2 separate regions of the Homo sapiens genome follow, and region 1 is linked to region 2. A link is a contact called in ENCODE Hi-C data. All regions are on one chromosome and are shown on one strand. The core of a region is the stretch at or near the end of the contact, and the rest is flanking DNA. Distances in the headings are between cores, read along the strand shown. Region 1 holds the start of HDGFL3 (HDGF like 3). Region 2 has its middle 23 kb from the start of TLNRD1.

Region 1 (4,804 bases), core at 2,305-4,804, 2.2 Mb after region 2:
ACATTTGTCAAACTCACCGAATGGTACAGTTAAGGTAAGTACATTCCATTCCATGTAAATTTTACCTCAAAAGAGAAAAGGATCCATTCAAAGTATTAACCACTAGGTTAATGGCATGCATGTGTCTAGGAGTAAATTATGGCGATGTGTGCAACTTACCTTGAAATGCATTAAAATAAGAGGAACTATTATGTAGATAGAGGGAGGATATATGAACAGATGCATGAAAGAGCAAGTAGAATGAAATTTAATTGTAGAATCTAGGTGTAGATAAATGGGTCTTCACAGTTCAATTTTTTAAACTTATCTATATATTCGAAATTTTTCAGGATAAAATATTGGAAAAATAAATCTGAGTTGAAAGTTGACAATAATTTAAAATAGTGTAGTGATACAAAGGAAAGTTAGAAATTCAAAAAGGAAAAAGGTAGGAACATACAAGTACCATCACTTGGTGCTTTTAGATACTCTGTATTTGTGAGGTGAGAATTATCTTTATTTTACAGACGAGTAAACAGAAACTTAGAAAGATTACAGAACATGCACAAGGTCACAGTGTGAAGCCCAGCCAAGAGCTGAATCCAACCTGTAGGAATTCTGAATCCTCTTGACCTACATTCCTCACAAAGGGCTGCCTAGGACCAAACATCTTCCCTAGAGCAAGGAAGTTGCTTCTCCATTCCTGTATGAACCAGCTCTAATACAAAGTGCCTTCCTACAACATGTACTCTGAAATCTGTTTCTTCCTGGTTTCCCTCCTAAGTTTGAGTCCTTGGCGCCCCACAGTATCTAATGCCCACATGAATGGCCTTCGTATCAAGTGATAATATTTGAAACTTCAATAAGCAAGACTTTTTTTCCCAGTTAGCATTTTATAACATTATCATCTACACAGCTATACCTAGGTGTAAGATGGGAATAATGCCTCATAGAATTGGGATGAAAAAAATGAAAACATATGTGAAGTATACGCACTGTAAAAAAGGGGACTCAAATCTTTTTCTAACCTTTACCTTTGGAAATTGCAGCATGCCACTAACGAGAAAATAAAACTTCTTTTTTTGAGTCTTAGGTTGTTTCTTGAGGAGCTCGTTAAATGTGAATAGATACAGATTTTTCTTTCTTGTACCTATTTTATCTAAAAACTTAATTTTGTTTCCTCATTTTATTTTCCATTTTGCCTTATTTGGAATTATCACTTCCAGGAATTTTATGTACAATTAGATATACAACTAGGACCACTTCCGTAGGATTTTTCTGTTTCACAAATTACTACAGGTGGCCAACCTGTACAGGCAACATATTAATGAAATTTTAAGTCTATTTTCTTTTTGACTATCAGAAGATATTTTTCAAAGGGAAGATTTTAAAAAGCCATTATGGTACTAGGAAATGACCAACTAGTAACGGTAACCTTTAATTGGCTTTGACTGTGTTTATACACATATGGCCCTAAAGCTATACATTTCTTACTTGGCAAACAGATTCGGGGATTTTCTGAAGTCACAAATATATTCAGGGACTCCTAAAGTCACAAATCTTGCCTCTCTAAGCAATACTGTATTACAGCATAAAAAATAACCAGTTATTCTACCTTAAAAACTTTGCCTTATCTTAAGGACAATCTACAGTTCAGATGCGAAGCTATTTTCAGTCTACTGGAACCTGAATAAGACTGTTTTTTCCTCTTGATATCTGAGGTTGTTAGTGTTGGAAAGGATCCTAGAGATGATTTTATAGTTGCAGCAATGGATATGCAGACAGTTGAAATGATTAGTCCATAACAGAGCCTGAACCAGACACCAGGTCCCCCAATTCCTGGCCTAGTGTTCTTTCCATTTGACAATCATGCCAAACCAAATATTTAAAAAGTGATTATGTCCATCCATTACTTCAACTTCACTAAATTTCAGTCTGGCCACTCGTGATGTCACTTCCTTTTGTGAATGGGTGTATTTTTTTTTCTTGATCTTGCTATCTTCACTTGACTACAATACAACATTTTAGAGCTCACACTATATTTATGCCAATTTTCTCCATGACTGTTTCCGTTCCTAAAGAATACCAATATAATCTCTAGAATGCCTTGACCCTCCTTTTCACAAGATTTCTTATTTCAAGCAATCAACTGCCAACCATACAAAAATAAAAATAAAAAGGATTTCTTCTAAAACACAAAGCACACATGGCAGTGTTGTGTGTCTTCCTCAAAGAGCTTAATAAAAATTGTGAATGCTATGTATTACATGCAGACGCTTTCTAGAAAAAGAGCCCAACGACAACCTTGTTATGTAGGAAGAGAGAGCTATTGTGGACTGTAGCAGGAGGCCAAGAATAAGGTTTGAGATTCTACCTAAAACAAATATGGAGGTGGAAAGGCACAAGAAGCTTGCTGGACCCACCAGTCAGAGGTAGGCTGCAAGCTCTCGGCTATCAGAGGTCGGTTTAAAAGAACGATGGGCACCAGAGAGGCACGTACCCCAGGACAATGATAGGGCAGGCGGGGCACCGGGAATCGCGCTCAGGGAAAACTCAACAAGTCTAGAAGGCAAAGAGATGGATGAATGACTGCCAAGAGGCTCCCGCTGGCCTCTGGATGACCACTACCACTTTCCAGGATTTACTGCCCGCCGGCACTCGCCGGCTCGCGGACAGCCGCTCACCCCGCTGCCGTACCTGCCCCGACGTTCGCCCGGGACCCAGGGTATCCACCAATGACCCTGCCCGGAGCCGAAGCCTCCGTCGCAGGCCCGCTGCCCGGCGGCGTGGCTTCCCGGTCGGCACCGGCTTTCCAGGAGGAAGGCAGCGTCGGGCCTGCGGGGGCCGGACCCGCCTTCGAAAGTGGGCGGAAGGATGGCCGCCCTGGCGGAGTGCGGGCGAGGCCGGGAGCCCTTGCCTCAGCCCCGGCCCGGTCTTCTTCGTGCCGCGCCGCCCTCAGCCCTCACCACAGCCGGCCGCGAGCTGCGGGCTCGGGGCTGAGGCGATGGGGAAAGGGGGCGGGCGCGCCATCATGAAGGGGAAAATGGTGGGCGGGCGGGCCCGCGCGCGGCCGCGGTACTCACCCGGGCCGGCCAGTGCGGGTAGCCCTTCATCTTGGCGAAGACCAGGTCGCCCGCTTTGTACTCGCGGGGCCGCGGACGCGCCATCCCAGCCGCTCCCCTTCCTGGTAGTCCTTGGTCGCCGCGAAGATGCCGGGAGGCCGCCCCCCCGCGGGCCGACGAATTGCGCCGCGCTCCCCGCGGGCCTCAAGCCGGGCGGACGAGCGGCCGCTCCGACGAGGGGAAGCGGCGAGGCGGCGGCTGAGGCAAGGGGTGGGCGGGGGGCGCAGCAGGCCCGGCAAATCACGGCCCGGCAGCGGGGGAGGGGAGCCCCCGGCCGTTCGGCGCTCGCCCGCGTCCGGCCGCGCCAAGGTCCCCGCCGCCGCCGCCGCCGCCGCCGCGCGCGCTGCTCACCAGCGCCGCGTCGCCTGCCTCATGCCGCCGCTGCCGGTCTCCCTCCCGGGCTCCCGGGCGCGGCGCGAGCGCCGGGCCTCGCGTCTGCTCCGAATTCCTTCTCGGGCAGCGACCGCAAACACGATCTTATTATTGTTCTCGCGCGCGCTCAGCATCCCCCCCCCGCCCCGCTTCCCGCTTCCCGCTCCCCTCCCCTTCCCTCCCGCGCGGGCCGGTTAATTCCTAGGTACACGGCCGGCTTTCGCGGAGAAACCGAGCGCGCCAGCCCGGCTTCTCGGCTGGCGGGCGGGCGGTGGGCGCGTCCTCCCCCAGCACCGAAGCCCGCGCCGGGCGGGCGGGAGTGCCTACTCCGGAGGACGCCCGCCGCCTGCTCTCTTTTGTTCTTGGCCCGGAGCTGCCTGCCGCAGCCCAGCCAATCACCACCCGGCCGCCCCCTTCCCCTCCCGTCCGTGCCACTCTGGGGGTTCTCCCCACTCGCGCCCCCCGCTCCCACGCCCACCTCCCGCTGACTCGACCCTCTCCTGGCTACCCCCAGCCAGCCACTTCCGCGGCTGCTCTCTGGTGAGTGGGGGACAAAGGCGCTCCAGGCCTGGGGGACGGCGGCGCGAGGGGACCCTCTGCTGGGCACCAAGCTGCCGGAAAGAGCACCGCTCCGGAGTCAGCGACCTTATTGGATTCTTGCCCCAGGTCTGCCCTTAACAATGCAGTGTGACCCACCTAGGGCGAGCTATTTAATCGGAGTCATGGGAGGTTTTCTCATTTGCTGAGTGGCACAGACGGGATTCGAACCTGTATCCACATGAGTCCAAAGTCCATAAGCGATTATGTTTCTCTCTGTGTGCGTTTTCTAGGCCTGCAGTGTTTGTGAAAAGGACTTGCACTGGCCGGTCACTTGTTTCCAATCCTGGCAACCTTTTGGACAACGTTTTTGAAATTAGCATCCCTTTCTGGAGATGTATGTACATATACAGTTCATTAGCTCTAGAACATGTTCATTTACCACTATTTTACTCTAAATTCCCTAGCTGGCTGCTTTCAAAGACATTTTGAGAGTAGGAATCTTCCTAACACTCTCTTTTGTGAGGAGTAAGTAGAATAATTCAAGGAATCGTTTGGAGTCTGTCCAATGAACGAATGCTGCTTCTTTAATCATGCTGTAACCCACCTCCTTTAAGGGGTCAGCTGGCATAGCTCCTAAATGCTGCTTTCTGTGGCCCTCACCTTGTCACACGGACAGTTCTCATTTGTGTCTGTTCTCTCTCCCTTTTACAGAAGCTACAGTTTTCCCCACCATCCGCCCCCCTCTCTGGCCTTGTAGAATGGTGTGTGTGTGTTTTAACTCCTGCTCTTGT
Region 2 (4,812 bases), core at 1,053-3,552:
CCCTCCCTCCCCATCTTTCCCAAGACTCCAGTGCATTTTTCCCTCTGCCACAAACTTGCATCTGTTTCCCCTTACAGTTTTCTGTTTTCATTAGGATGCTTTAGGATGAACCAGATAAGGCCTTACCTCACATAACAGTTGATCAAAGCTGGTAGTTTGGAGCCTCAAGTGCATTTTGCCTGTGGAAAACGTACTAGAACTGCTGCTTAGAATCCTCAGGCAACCCGCACATCTTCGTGCACCAAAATGTGGCTCGGCTGTAGCACAGAAGCTCTTCTCCGTGTTGGCAGCAAAAGACGGTGGAAATGGAAATGGCCAGTTTGCAGAGAGAAACAGTGACTCTAGCCAGGCCCCTGAGTTGGGAAATGGGAGAATTTGTCTTCAGCATCATCTTCCTTGTAATTTCGTATCCTTTGCCCCAGGCTTTCCTAATAATAACTGACACCTACATGATACTTTCTATGTTCTAGGTGCATTTCCAAGCACTTAGAATTGTTCCTTTGTATCTGTGGGGGATTGATTCCAGGACCCCCTTGGATACTAACATCCCTGGATGCTCAACTCCCTGATGTAAAATGGTGTTGTATTTGCATATAATCTGTGCACATCCTCCTGTATACTTTATTATTATCATTTTGAGATGGAGTCTTATTCCATCACCCAAGCTGGAGTGTAGTGGCACGATCATGGCTCACTGTAGTCTCGACCTCTAGGGTCTCAGGTGATCCTCCCACTTCATCCTTCTGAGTAGCTGGAACTACAGGTGCAGGCTACCACATGGGGCTAATTTTTATATATTGCAGATTAATTTTGCAGATTGATAATTTACCACCAGCATGTGAATGACTCATACATATAGTCTTCATCTTCACAGATTAGCTTCTATTTTTTTTGTAGAGATGGGTTTCACCATGTTGCCCAGGCTGGTCTTGAACTTGTGGGCTCAAGCCTTCTGCCTGCCTTGGACTACAGAAGTGCTGGGATTATAGGCGTGAGCCACTGCACCCAGCCCTGTATACTTTAAATCATATCTAGATTACTTATAATACCTACTACAATGTAGATGTTATGTAAATAATTGTTATACCGTGTTGTTTAGGGAATAATGACAATATAAAAAAGTCTCTACTTGTTCAGTTCAGACATCAGACATCATTTTTTCTTTTCTTTTCTTTTCTTTCTTTCTTTCTTTTTTTTTTTTTTTTTTAAAGAGTCTCACTCTGTTGCCCAGGCTGGAGTGCAGTGGTGGATCTTGGCTCACTGCAACCTCTACCTCCTGGGTTCAAGGGATTCTCCTGCTTCAGCCTCCTGAGTAGCTAGGACTACAGGCATGCACCATCATGCCCAGCTAATTTTTGTATTTTTAATGGAGACGGGGTTTCACCATGTTGCCCAGGCTGGTCTTGAACTCCTGACCTCAAGCGATCCACCTGCCTTGGCCTCCAATAGTGCTGGGATTACAGGTATGAGCCACCACACCCAGCCCAGACATCATTTTTTCTTTCAAATATTTTCTGTCTGCAGTTCGTTGAACCCACAGATATGGAGCCCACAGATACAGAGGGCTGACTGTATACATTAACTCATTTAATCCTCATGATAACCCTAGGCGCGTTGGCTCACACCTGTAATCCCAGCACTCTGGGAGGCCAAGGCGGGTGGATTACCTGAGGTCAGGAGTTTGAGACCAGCCTGGCCAACATGGTGAAACCCCGTCTCTACTAAAAAATACAAAAAATTAGCCGGGTATGGTGGCAGGCACCTGTAATCTAAGGTACTTGGGAGGCTGAGGCAGGAGAATCGCCTGAACCCCAGAGGCGGAGGTTGCAGTGAGCCAAGATTGCGCCATTACACTCCAGCCTGGGCAACAAGAGCAAAACTCCATCTCAAAAAAAAAAAAAAGAACGTAAGGAAGCAAAAAATGTGAGGGAGTTTTTACGCATGGAGGGTTAATAAACTCAAGATGGCAGGGGTTCACAAAAGCCCATAGAACATACTGTCTATTTATTGGGCTCTTGCTATGTACTACACACTTTACATACATCCTCATTTCATACAGTACCTTGATGAAATATGCACATTTAAGAATCAGAGTCTAACAGACCTTAGGCAAGTTGTCCGAGGTCGTACAGCGGATGGGTGGCAGAGCCAGAATTTGGACCCAGGACTCTTTTGACTCCAGCATTTGCAATCTCAAATAGTGTTTCATCGGCCTTTTTATGGCTTGTGGATGACTATTGTTGTGAGGAGGATCAACGGTGCAGGGTCAGAAATGCAGTTTTGACTCCTATTGTTGGCAGTCAAATTACTGCTTGCTTCTGCTAATTTGCTTCCTGTCCTGCTTAGGCTGCAACCAGGGCAGAGTTTCGTTCGCTCCCTGGGCAGCTGTCCTGCCAGCATTACCTCATTCCATCTTGAACCCTCCCGCAGCCCAACAGGGAAGGGCTGAGAAGCACGTGGCCCAGGACAGAAGGCCAGGAACGAACTGCCTCACCAGGGACTCTAGCCTTGATTCTCTGAAAAAATGTGGTTTGCTCAGAGAAGCTTTTACCCAAGAGGAAGGAAAACTACGGCAATCGAGTTTCAGCTGACCTTAAAACCCCTGTGATCTTAGTCCCCGTCATTTAGTGAATTCTGCATATTACTCAGCTTCTCCATTGTGTAGCTGGAGGAAATATTCATGCTGTGTCATCTTTGGTAGTCAGTGGGCAGTTTTCTCCCTGCCGAGTTTACTTTTTTTGCATTTTGAAGTTCAAGATCAGGTTGGGTGTTTGAGTGATCTACGTCTGGGAGCCAGAGGAGGTTTTGTATTCAATGGTGACCAGCATGTGTTCCCAGCCTAAGCATGAATGAAAACAGTTCAGAACATTTTTTTCCTCTCCAGCTCCTTTCAAGGGGCACGTGCCCATAAGGCCAACCCTGAATGATTTGGGCAAGTAAGTATGGACAGCCAAACTCAGAGGAGAGAGGAATTGGATGAGGCTAATGTCAAGGTCTTATCGGGAAGGCTAAAGAAACCTGAGTTGGTCCTGGGAAGAATGAGCAAGATGGAGTGGGCTTGGGCTTTCTCTCCTGCTTGGGGTTGCAGGCAGAAGCCACAAGAGTGTGCTGACAATGAGGGAGGAGGGGACCATCTGGCTGGAGAATTGGCTCATTAGGGAGCACAGACTGGACGAAGTTGGAAGGGACGTGTGGCCTGATTTTTAAAAGGGCGGCCTGAGTGCCATGCAGAGAAGCTGCATTTTATCGCGGACTTGATGATGGTGGACTGGAAGTTTAAAAGGAGGATTATGATGAAAGCAGAGATCCAGAGCAAACACTTTAAAGGAGCTGGATGGGACAGACAGGAAGCAGGGAGCCCAGAGAGGCCATGATTTCATTCATAACAGGTCTGAGGGGTTGAGGCCCTGACTGGGGAAGTTAAGCAGGATGGGAGGAGACAAACGCCAGCCACACAGAAGAAAGATCCTACGAAGCCAGACTGTGGTGGAGGCAGGGGGAAGGAGGGGTTGGACACCTCCGAGGTGCTGCTGCGAAATCACTAACAGAAAAGAGGCTTTGATTTAGAGGTGAATGGTAAACTTTTCCTTTTTCTAAGTAAACTTTTAATTCAAGCGTAACATATATACAAGTGCACAAATCATGGGTATAAATGTCGATGAATCTTCGCACAGTGGACACACTTGTGAAACCAGCAGCTAGATCAGGAAACAACACAACCATCACTGCAGACCCGCTTTCCCTGTGTCCCCTTCCTTTTCCTCATGCCTTCTGCCAAGGATGCCGCCACCCTGACTTCTAAATACCTTGTTTTTCATTCAGTATGTTGTGAAATTCATCCATGTTGTTGCATACACTTGCAGTTCATCCTTTCCCAATATTGCACAGTATTTCACTACGTAAATGTAATACAACTCTTTTATCTCGTCTGTTGTTGGGAGACATTTGAGTTGTTCCCAGGTCAGCGCTGTTAGGAACAGGGCTTCTGTGAGCACAGTTGTGAACGTGTGCTCCTAGCCTACATGAACGTATGTCTCTTGGTTGTGTACCAAGGAGTAGGCTTTCTGGGTCGTAGGGCAGGCACATATTCAGTTTGCATAGACATTGTCAAACACACACATGGGATTTTGTTTTGTTTTGTTTTTGAGACAGAGTCTCAGTCTGTTGCCCAGGCTGGAGAGCAGTGGACCCATCTTGGCCCACTGCAACCTCTGCCTCCTGGGTTCAAGTAATTCTTATGCTTCAGCCTCCCAAAAAGCTGGGATTATAGGTGTGTGCCGCCACACCCGGCTATTTTTTGTATTTTTAGTAGAGATGAGGTTTTACCATATTGGCCAGGCTGGTCTCAATCCTGGCCTCAAGTGATCCGCCTGCCTCAGCCTCCCAAAGTGCTGGGATTACAGGCATGAACCACCACGCCTGGCCTGCACGTGGGATTTGATAATTGAATTTTAAGTAGCAGGTGTGGAACAAGTTGGTGAGTGGGATTAGGGCTGCAGCTCTTGATAGGTGAAAGACGAGTTCAAATTTTGTATCATGAAAGAAAGTTGAAGGAACATCTTACTTGCTTTTGAGACATAGCTCAAAGTCACTTTAGTCCTTGAGCAGTGTACTGGAGCTGTGTGAGAGGGGACCACACCCCATCCCAGCAAAGAACTGCCAACAGTCATGTTAGGTTTCCTAGACTCTCGGCTAGGAGGATCCCTAGGCCAAGTTTCTTTGTCTCTTCCCCTTAATGGAATATGTGGAAAGTATATATATTTTTTAGTTTTGTTTTTTTGTTGAAGTGTTGGGCTTTCTCTTGGGTTTATG

The links. A loop is a pair of places that touch in the nucleus more often than their neighbours do. Pooled maps may share reads with other maps.
Region 1: a loop to region 2 is called in a map with no recorded cell type, with 2.9 times the contacts of the local background. The contact joins the promoter of HDGFL3 here to the enhancer-like site in region 2. A Hi-C loop is called at or near these places in 2 of 37 single-sample maps with no recorded cell type and 2 of 50 pooled maps.

The regions. Positions count from the first base shown.
Region 1 is chr15:83,204,269-83,209,072 of GRCh38, forward strand. It overlaps HDGFL3 (HDGF like 3), which reads right to left and starts at 3,555. Exons shown (of 6, transcript NM_016073.4): 1 at 3,063-3,555. The coding sequence starts at 3,146. RefSeq lists silencers at 2,813-3,262, 3,653-3,992 and an enhancer at 3,853-4,466.
Region 2 is chr15:81,021,254-81,026,065 of GRCh38, forward strand. No RefSeq gene overlaps it. Among named protein-coding and RNA genes, the nearest start is that of TLNRD1, 23 kb to the left of the region's middle. RefSeq lists enhancers at 2,097-2,246, 3,255-3,549. Within about 2 kb of position 2,303, at least 26 of the 41 ENCODE cell types and tissues checked have a DNase peak (open chromatin) inside an H3K27ac peak, as active enhancers do.